2 separate regions of the Mus musculus genome follow, and region 2 is linked to region 1. The links are chromatin loops, found by intact Hi-C in ENCODE. Cell type or tissue: left cerebral cortex. All regions are shown on one strand. Each heading gives the region's core, and the rest is flanking DNA. Links, peaks and the distances in the headings are about the cores only.

Evidence for each region. A loop is a pair of places that touch in the nucleus more often than their neighbours do. Peaks named below come from ENCODE experiments on the same cell type or tissue, not always from the same donor. Only the 100,000 strongest peaks of a DNase experiment are listed, where the experiment ranks them.
Region 2: a loop joins it to region 1, with 2.9 times the contacts of the local background. A loop is called at or near these places in 2 of 42 quality-filtered maps.

The regions. Positions count from the first base shown.
Region 1 is chr7:43,668,436-43,673,806 of GRCm38, forward strand. It overlaps Ctu1 (cytosolic thiouridylase subunit 1), which reads left to right and starts at 3,596. Exons shown (of 3, transcript NM_145582.1): 1 at 3,596-3,640. It also overlaps a transcript of Siglece not described here. In left cerebral cortex, for the core only: a CTCF peak has its summit at 380; DNase peaks (open chromatin) are centred at 2,813, 3,505 and 4,213; H3K4me3 peaks cover 1,647 bases; H3K27ac peaks cover 647 bases.
Region 2 is chr7:43,604,339-43,609,709 of GRCm38, forward strand. Zfp819 (zinc finger protein 819) reads left to right here and starts at 2,831. Exons shown (of 5, transcript NM_028913.3): 1 at 2,831-2,936. In left cerebral cortex, for the core only: a CTCF peak has its summit at 2,732; a DNase peak (open chromatin) is centred at 2,792; H3K4me3 peaks cover 744 bases.

The sequences.
Region 1 (5,371 bases), core at 304-5,303:
CTCAATGTCACAGCCACCTCCCAAGTCTGATCTATGGCCCTGATTGATCAGTCTTGGGGTGTGCCATCTAATAAAGTATCCCCGTTTGACCGAGATCATTGTCTGAGTGGTTTGCGTGGTGGTTCCCAGACCCCAACCTAAAATATGAATTGAGCCTATGATCATGTATGTGTGTGAAGGGTACATTCATGTAGGAAGAGTCACCTCATGTTTGCATGCATGTGGAGGTCAGAGGACAACCTCACTAATCTGGGGCTTCTCGGGTAGACATAAGCTTTAACAGTAAGTTAACTGGCTAACCAGTAAATCAGGGGCGGGGGAGTCCTCTGTCTGTCTGTCTCTTCCCACCCCCTACCGGTGAGTCTGGAATTACAAGTGCATGCTACCATGCCTGGGTTTTTAAAATGTGTGCCTTTTAAAAGGCTCTGAGGCCCCAATAGCTCAACCTCAATCCTCAACTCATAGATTTATGGGGCTTCTAGAAACCTGAGGAATTCTTGGCTCTCTTATGGAGAGTGGCCTGTGTGGGTGAGTGCTTGAGGTCAGCCATCCCGCCCCAGCAAAGGTTGCCCTCTCAAGTGTCACGTCCTGAAAGAGCCCAGAACAAAACTGAGGGTGCAGTGAAGCCAGTGTGGCCTTGTTGATTCACATCTCTTAAGACACAAATAAGCTCTGATGCTTAGCAAAAGATGAGCAAAGCCGCAGCCCACGGGGACCGTGACTAATACAGAAAGGTAAGACCTCTGTGGCCCTGTGAATGAAAACGGCCTCATAGGCTCATAGGGACTGGCACTACTGGGAGGTGTGGTCTTGTCGGAGTAAATGTGTCACTGGGGAAAGGTGACAGAAACCCTAAGACAACGTAAAAAGAAGGAAATTGCCTCAATTGAGAAATTGCCTCAATCCCATTGGCCTATGTGAGATCTTATTGATTGCTGACTGATATGGGAGGACCCAGCACACTGTAGATGGCACCACTCCTGGGAAGGTGGACCTCCCATGGCACCACTCCTGGGAAGGTGGACCTCCCATGGCACCACTCCTGGGAAGGTGGTCCTCCTAGTATTATGAAAGCAGTTAAATGTGAGCCAGGAAGTAAGTAAGTAGAGTTCCTCCAAGGTTTCTGCTTCAAGCTCCTGACTTGAGCTCCTCCCATGGCTTCCCTTAACGATGGACTGTGCTCTCTAAGCTAAAATAAATGCAAATTAGTTCCGGTCAGTGTTTTATCACAGCAGCAGGGAAGCAAATTAGGACACGAAGCCATAAACTCAACCAGAAAGGTGGGGCCTGGACTCCTTTCTTTCTCTCCTCACTCAAGAACTCAGAACAACTGAGACTTAAGTTCGCCAACTCATGAGCTCTCCTAGGAATCCCTAGTCCTCTGGACCTCTTAGTGTGCTCCCCCCTGAGCCCCAGACCTGGAAGTTTCTCCATTTTACACAACAACACCGACCCCAGAAAACTGCCTGCCCAGGACTTGGTCACACATTTCTTTAGGGCTGTGGAGGGGACCAACCAGATGTCTGCGTTGGTCCTTGATTCTCTGCAGTGTGGTGAAGTCTTTCTCCTTCTTCCCTTACTTAGCTGGAATCAATTTGTCTGGGATGCTGATGAAGAGGGGCTTGGCACATAAGGACCACAGGACAGAGTAGACAGGCCAGACAAGTGGGCTCGCTCTAAGCTTGCTCTATCTAAGCTCGCTCTATCTATCTAAGCTCGCTCTATCTGTGGTGCTGAAGCACTATTCCCATAGCCTAGGTCAGCAGTTCTCATGCTGTAGGCTGTGACCCTTTTGGGGTCACAGGAGTTGCTTAAGACCATTGGAAAACACAGATACACACATTATGAGTCATAAGAGCAGCAAAATTACAATTATGAGGTTGCAACAAAAATAATTTTATGACTGGGGTCACCACAACATGAGGAACTGTGTGAAAGAGTTGCAAAATTAAGAAGGTTGAGAACCACGGAGCTGAACCCAGGCTGGTAGCTCAGGGCCGTAATTCCAGCTACTTGGAGGACCGAGGCAAAGGATTATAAGTTTGAGGACTGCACTGGCCACATGGCGAGACCCTGTTTAAATTTAAAAAGCATAGAAGTGGTGCATTCTGGGGCTATAGCTCAGTATTAGAGTGCTTACCTAATACCAATACTGAGGAGTTGGGGCATGGCTCACTATTAAAACCTCTGCCTAGAGTTTCTCCAATGAGGTGCTGGGAATATACCTAGCTTAGTAATAGAGCATCCACTTAGAATCCCCTAATGAGAGGCTAGGGTGTGGCACAGTGTTAAAACCCCTGCCTAGAATTTCCCAGTAAGTTCCTGGGTAGTAAGTGGCTCAATAATCGAGTCCCTACCTAGAATCCCCTAGTGAGGGGCTGGAGTGTGGTTCGTCGGTAGAAAGCTGTCTGAAACTGGAGAATGATCCACAGTAGGAATGCTTTTCATTTCAAGTGCATAAACAGCAAACTGCAGAAAGATAATGGGGCACCAGGTCAGACATGAAACAAACATCCAGTAGAAACAGACTGGGGAAGCTGGGAACCACACACAGTCTGCAGGAGGCTGAAGAAGAGGATCCCAGGAAGACAGACTCCCAACTAACCATTCCCACCACAGATGTCCTATGGGATGAGAAGTAGCAGAGGTCTCTGGGAATGGGTCCCATCCTATCTGTGTTCAAGGATACACTATTTTTCTTCTAAGAACTTACTCTCCTGTTCTTAAGGAAGTAGCGTTTCCACTTTATTTGGCTGTTCTCTTTCACTTTCTCACAGGACCAGGAAGCCGGCTGGTGACTGAGGAAGCGGTCTTGGAGAACGCTTTAAGACAAAATGCTTGGGTCTAAAGTCGGGCTGGGACGCCAGGTTCCCGGTGACCTTAAACAGTACAAGACGACAATTTACTGATGTGTATTACAATAGCTTACATAGCTGTGTGTCATCTGGACTCCTTCCACCTTTGTGAGAAAGGAAGGAAGGAAGGAAGGAAGGAAGGAAGGAAGGAAGGAAGGAAGGAAGGAAGGAAGACAGAAAGGGGCAAGATTGCATACACCTTTTATCTTAGCACTCTGGAGGCAGATGCAGGTGGGTCTCTGAGTTCAAGGCCAGCCTGGTCTATATGGCTAGTTCCTCCAGGACAGCCTAGGCTACATGGTAAGATCCTGGGGAGAGAATCAAAGAAAGAGAGAGCAAGGGAGAGAGACACAGAGAAGAGGGAGGGGGAAACAGTAACAGAGACTGAGAAGCAAGCAAGTAGCAGAAGTATATGATAGTCCACAAAACTAGGAAATTATACTGCAGCCATTCTGATTTCAACCACTTCTGATTTCAACTTCCCTTCTGGTGACCTCGCGTTGCCGGACAACATCAGGATTCTGGGCTCGGTTCCCAGGCCCTGGTGTGCGCCCTACAGAGTCGGCCCGTGGGGAGGCATTTGGCAGAAGGAAAGCTGTACTCTCAAGTGTTTCTGGGAATTGGAGTCCAAGCTGCTGTAGAGTTACAGGCCCGCGTCTGGAGCTGTTGCATTCTGGAAGTCGTAGGCAAAGCAGTTCAAGGCCTTATGGGAATTGTAGTCCCAGGGCATTTTTCCGCTCCAGGCTTCCGCGTGGCAGGCAGAGTACTCAGCTCGTTCCACTCAGGTTAGTGTTCCTCTTCCTCCGGTTCCTACGGGCTTGGGGCCATGGTGCCACGGGAGAGCTGAAGGTCTTTCTAGAGATTTGGCACTCGCTTTTATGATTGTCAACTCGCGTTCTGGCCAGGATCTCCTAGTCTGGTCTCTTGCCAGGCCGCTTTGTTCATTTGGTGGTAACAGATCATCTGCCTTCTCTTGCCCCTGTTAAATATGTTCTGGTGACGCCTCTTCTGCCCTTTAGGAGAGTTGGCCACCCGGAGGCACCCCTGAAATTTGTTTTGTAGATCAGGCTAGCCTGGAACTTGCAGAAATTCAACTGCCACTTCCTCTTGAGTGTTGGGATTAAAGGCGTGCACCACCACGCCTGTTATTACCTCGGGGGTTTGCCGCCAGTCTGTACACAATTCTTTCCCCCATCATCCCAGATACTTACTTAATTAGCATAAGCCCTGTTCGCTCCGTCAGCTAAAGACTACTGATATATCTATCAACCAGGTTCCCTCCATGATCTCAGGGCTACTACTGATGTGGTATCCCCCTTTTCTGTTTCTGCGTGTGTCTGTAAGCTACTCCTTACAATAGCAACCCCCTCACAGGATTAGATGACTGAGAACAGAGAGTGTATTTACACGCCATTCTGCATAAATGCGGGGGTAGAAGGTGGTGGGCACTCTCAGGAGACAGATAAGCCAGGCAGAAGGGACAGATTTGGGGAGCACTTGAAAGGTGCCCTGCAAGGATCCTAAGTGGGTCGTTAGGAGGTCAAGCCTGGAGGCACCTCTGAGCCTGATGATTCTAGGGCTTGCTGGGCAGGGCGTGAGGAGAAGTGAGGAGAGACTGGTGTGAACCTAATCCGGGCGAGAGGAAGGGGAGAAACAAAGGCTGAGGAGGATAGTTCAAGGGGCAGTGCTCAGCCAGGAGAGTTAGGGGAGTCTTGAGGGCTGCTTGCTGGGTTCAGTGATCAGAAAGAACTCTTTGGGCCAGAGGAAAGGAGTGTTCCTGGGATACTTGAGAGCATTCTGGAAAGGAGCCACGGGGCCTCCCAAGCATCATTCACGGACCTGTCAAAAAGGTAACTGGGCTGGATCTGCAGGTTGTTATATGCAAATTGTCGTGAAGGAGGGGAGGCCAAGGCAGAGACCAGTGACCCAGACAAGCAGGCTGTGCCAGTGTTCTGAGTTGTGCAGGATAATCAAACAATGAGGGTCACCTTAGAATGTAATCGGGCTCCAAGGCAGCAAGGAGGTCCAGCCTCAATGAACTGAACGTCAGGCTCTTTCTTTTTATTTAGCGTTTACTTTAGGTTGTGTCTCCTTTAGGACAGGTACTTCTGGGCAGCAGAAAAACTTTTAAAATAAAATAAGAATTAGGTTGCATAGTTAAATAATATGTGAAGATTTAGGTGGAGGTAGTCTTTTTTTTTCTTCACAAAAGTTGTTTTTTTTGGGGGGGGGGGTTAAAAAGTTTCTCAAACCAAAACTCCTCATCAAAGGAAACATCACACCCCTGAAACTTTGGTCCCTCTTGTGGACTGTTTGCTGTACTCAATAATGCAAGACATCGCATATGTATCAGGACTGTCTTGTACCAAGTCATGCCAAGGCCCTAAAGCTCCTTCAGAAAACAACTTCATAGACAATAGAAAATGATCTACGTCTTCTGCGATGACGTCTTCAAGGTCAAAGTACTTCTAGAGAACAATTCATTTTGATGTCTATTCTTGGTACACTGAAAGACA
Region 2 (5,371 bases), core at 160-5,159, 64 kb before region 1:
GCCTTGGTACCTAGGGCTTCATGTTGGAGATGGCAGGAATCAGGCCTGAGGGATCCCAGGCCTCAGTCATCCATGGCAAGTCCTGTGAGACCAGTAAGTGGACGATCTGGGTCTGATGTTCCCATACTGCAAGACTGACAGTAGGCTAAAAGTGGGTGCCAGACAGGGATGACCAGGGCAGCCTGTAGCTGGAGAGGGAGAAGGGGGGGGGGTGGGAAAAAGAAGCTGAAGGTCAAGGCCAGTAATGGGGGGCTCCTTTGCTGAATCTGATGGGATTTTGACTTCATAGTTAGAGGAACTAGGTGGGGAAACAGGAAGAACAGAAAAAGGGCTTGGAGAAGAGATAAGAGGAAGCTGGAATGTAGGGGGTGGGAATCGCTTTCCATTTCCTTGATCACTCACAGTAATTCTATAAGTCCCAAATAACATTGGTTTCTAGGATGTTAGGTGGCCATTTGGGTTGCCTATCTAAGGGATATTAAGTGCAAATATGATTGCAAAAGCAATTAAGTTTGGGGCCCTTCGGGTCCAGTGCCAGCCAGGTTGAGTGGCTGGAGGTTTTCTAAGAGTCATCCCAAGAGGGAATGAGAGGGTATGGCTGACACTGTTCCCATGGATGAGAAGGGGCCTGGAGGTGGGTTGCAGCAGCCTGTAGTCAAAGGTGTGCTCAGGACTCAGGGAGGACAAAACAAGGACTCTTGAATTAAAAAGCCAGTTAGGGTCACACATTTCCTTAATCCCCATACTTGGTATGCCTCTGCAGGAGAGTAGCTGACTTCAAGGCCTTGATGAGGTACACAGTGAGTTTTGGTCAGTTTGTGATGTAGAACGAACGTCACTATGACAAAACAACAACAGAAGGAAGGGTAGGCTCACAGAATAAAGGTCCTGGTGCCCGTGCTTGTCTGTAGCTCTTCTAATCCAGGAGGAAAAGGAAGTGATGCGTCAGAAGAGGTAAGGTGCACTGGGTCTAAAAGTGTAAGCAGCCTGAACTAGCCATAGCCCCCTCACTCTACAGAAGACACTAGGAAATGAAAATATTTCTGGAGGCTCACGAGATGGAAGGCACATTAAACAGAAGGGGTGGTTGTCGTTTTTCATTAGGCAGCAGTAGATTGACCTTACCCCCTCCCTGCTTTTCCACTTGGTAGCCCTGAGCCAAACTATGGGAACAAAGCCTCATTTGCCACAACTCATAAAACAGCAGATATAGTAATGCCTCTGGCATACAGCTGAAAAGAGTGTTTGGAAAATCGGGCGATAGCTAGCTGATTCTTAGTCATACTTATGACCTGCCAGGTAGGGGCTGAGGACTTGATGAGCCCCATTCTCCATCAGTTCCCAATGCCAGTGACCCACACCTGCATCCTCATTTTACTAACGGGACCTTACTTAATACTTTTCTGTTGCCAGAGTTTACAAGTGGGAGGAAGAGTTGGACGTTCCTGGGCTTTGTCTGTTTGGCAGTGTCTATATGGTGACCTTCACATAGGGCTTTCAGCTCATAGTGGGCAAATGTTGGGTGAGTGGTAATATGATCCTTGACTTTGCAGGGCTTTCTGATCTCTTTCAGACCCTTGAATCAGGCCAAGTCATTCACTCTGTAAATTGTCCCTGCATGTCGTCCCCACATGCTGCTGCTTGGCCTCTCCCTATCCTTGTTTTCCTCCTCGCCAGCCAGTTCAACACTGTTTCTATTATGCACTGGCCGTTGTAGCTGCTGTTATTGTTGTTTGTTTATTTCTGTTTTATTTCGTTTTTAAATTCTACCTGTAAGTGAGAATAGATACTTTTCCTCAGGGAAGCATGACATGTTCCAAGGATGTGTTAATCCTGAGATTCGTCAGAGAAAAACCAATTCCAGCTTTTGGGCCAAATTTAAAGCAAGCTTCATTAAATATTAAATACTGACACAAAAATGGACTTAGGTCAGAAACATTCCCTGAAATTTCCCAGTCTCCAGCCACGTGTTGCAGGCGTTTATAAGAACAAACCTATAGGCCATGTACTTTGCCATGAGAAGGTTGATATTTTCCAAGAACTACAATTCCCAAGTCCAGTGTGATGGCGCAGGTCTTTAATCCCAGAACAGGCGGATTTCTGAGTTCGAGGCCAGCCTAGTCTACAGAGAGAGTTTCAGGACAGCCAGGGATACACAGAGAAACCCTGTCTTGGGAAAAAAAAAAAAAAAAAACCAAAACAACAACAAAAAGAACTACAATTCCCAATATTCCAAGAAGTTACCGGTCCCTGGGTAGGTGGGGCTAACATTCATTTTTGGTTCGCAAGAAGGCTCATTTCAGATCTTTAATGTTCCATATGGCTTCACTTCCCATTTCCCAATAACTCTTCCTAGTTTTCAAGTTTTAGAAAACTAGAAGAAAAGTCTTAAGTCCGTGTGAAAACATGGAGAAATTTTTTTAGGAATATGCAATATAAATGTCTCTTAAATTCGTGACTAAGGAGCCTCAGACTTTTAGTCTGTGACATTCCACATGATCCATGGATGTACGGAAATGAAGTACTCTGATGATGACTTTCGCATAATTGAAATATGGACATAGCCATAACAATATGGGAGTGGCGCGTGGGTGGTGGTAGTGGCAGAGTGTACACCGTTATAATTATTGGCAAAGAGTATCTTCGCACGTGATGGTAGGCATGCGCAACACAACTTTAGTGCTTGCAAGCGATAGGGTATATGGGCAATACCGATTTCCGCCAGAAAAGTGGCTGAGGTGAAGTTCATTTTAAGTAGGTGTGTCCTAGAGCGTCCATTTCCGCTTAGATCGTCACGTGGTTAGTTGTTATCGTTACCAGGACGCCGCGGGAGTTTGGATTCTGAACACTGGGGAATCCTCAGCGTCCACCCGGCGTGCCGCGTGCAGAGCTCTCTGAAGTGGCTGCGCAGGAAGGATGCTGGCTGCTGAGCGCTGGTTTGTGTTGAGTGATGACTGAGGCAGCTGTAGGGGGGTGCCGGTGCGTAGCTGGGGTGGGCGTCCTGTGGGGGTCGGGAGAGCAGGGTCGAGGGTGGCGTTGGAGCCGGCTACTGTGAACCTGGGACTGGTGAGTCTGTGAGGGCGACCGTGCTGCTTGCATAACTGGGAGTGTTTGCTTTAGACCATGACTGGCTGGAGTCCGGATCAGACACTGGCATGTGAGAGGCGAAAAAGTGAGTAAAGATGGAAAATGAGTGTATTCGTGGTTTTGACTTACACTGGGGCTTCAGCATCCTTGGTCTGTCCAAGCCTAAGCAGTGTCAGAATTGATAGAAGGGATGGAACGATCTTCACAGCTCGTAGCTGTGGGCTCGAGCCCGCAGAACTGGGAGAGGAGCCTTTGTTCAGGTGCTGGGGACCCGATCTTTGGGCCATTTCCCTAATATTTCCCAAAGGGGAGCTGGTGCTGAGAAAGAAAAAACATTTGGAGCTTTCTAATTACCAGAATGAATATTGGAGTCCTTGAAGGTATGTGGGTGAGTCCGTGATGGCCATGGGACCCCTATGAACATGGCAAGGATGTGTGATGGGCAGTTGAGCAGGGTGGTGCTGTAAATAAGTTTTAGGGAAAGTGATTGGTCTTCTGCAGCCCCGACAGGTTGGCCATGGTCTAGTACTCCTATTGAAAAGACTAAGCTAGTCATGGTGAAAAGCAGAGAGGAGGGGGCAGTTCAAATTAGCCTCCTTGGGCAGTACCTAGCACCCTAGCCTCCTCTTTCTAGGATCCAGCCCGTACTACCTCCTATGGTAATCGGGAGGAGACGCCACACCCTGCCAGACAGCTTTGTTATGTAAACTTCTTGACAGGCAATTCTTGATCTCTTGAATCTCCATGACTGACTGGGGTTACTTCTTCTTCTGTGGCTAGTTTGAACTTTCTCAAGCAGAAGTCTAGACTAAAGAGGTTTACTTAAGTAGCCCAAGCTGGTCTCAAACTTGGCAGCCATCCTCCTGCTTCTGCTTCCTGAATGTGTGGTGTAGCTTGGGAGTTCCCAGAAATTTAAAGGTTTTTGTTGTTGTTGTGTTTGTTTTTGTTTGTTTGTTTGTTTGTTTTTTGTCTTTTGCTTAATTGGCCGAGTAGTCAGGGGACACAGTTATATGGGATCCTATCCTTCCGAGTTCCTTCTTCTGTTTTCTCAGCAAAACCCCCTGTGGTTTCACCTCTACATTTTATTTCCCTGTTTATTTTAAAGCTGGTAGATGTATGACCTTTGTCAAGTATGCAGATTGCTGTTGGGCGAACTTGGCTGTTAGTCATCTTCTACTCTGAATATTTAAGGGGTTGTTTTTGGGTGTGTGCGGTGGAATGGGAGATGGGCAGCAGACACTAGCAGTGGTCTATTTTATCTGTCTGTAGCTGGTGCTAAGCTGATTCAAGTCGTCTTTAGGGATGTATAGTGTGGCTCTAAGTAACCGAACCTTAATGTACTGGCTTTCCCTGGGTGCCTTTCGAGAACACATGCTGTTAGTTTTTGTTTTCAACTCTTCCTCATGTGATGTATGTGCCTGTTTGGCGAATGTGGGTGCATGTTGTGGCTCAACGCTTCAGGTCTTCCTGGAGCTTAATTGCAGGTGGTTGTGAGCCACTGGTGTGAGTGCTGGAATCACCTTTATTCAGACTTGTAAAATAGCAAACATAGACTCAGCATCTGCTAAAATGGGACATTTTTACAAACACACACACACACACACACACACACACACACACACACACACACACACACACGTTGGACAGGACAAAGGAAGGAGCAGCTGTTGTTAACTCTCCATAGAAAACAGCAGCTTAAACTATAAATGAGATGCTCGTAGTAGATTAGAACATCATTAAACAGAAAGAGGTTTTTTTTGGTTTTTCGAGGCAGGGTTTCTCCGTGTAGCCCTGGCTGTCCTGGAACTCACTCTGTAGACCAGGCGTGCCTCTGTCTACCAAGTGCTGGGACTAAAGGCCCAGCTCAGAAAGAGTATTCTTTTATGTATATTTTCTTTACTGCCAGGCAAATGCTAAGCAACATGTATCTTCCTTTGTTGCTTACTATCTTCTCTTCTTACAGTTAAAAGGTGAGGGAATCTCCTCTGAATTCTTCCTAACCATTAGTTCAAAATCATGGTCTTTTGTTTGTTTCCTGGATCTTTGTAAAAGTAAGAATTGAGCCGGGCAGTGGTGGCGCACGCCTTTAGTCCCAGCACTTGGGAGGCAGAGGCAGGCGGATCTTTGAGTTCAAGGCCAGCCTGGTCTACAGAGTGAGTTCCAGGACAGCCAGGGCTACACAGAAAACAAGCAAACAAACAAACAAAAAAGAAAGAGTTGGGCTTTTTCTTAACCATGTCTACTACTTATCAGTATGTCTATAATACCTGTCAGGTAGGGGCCC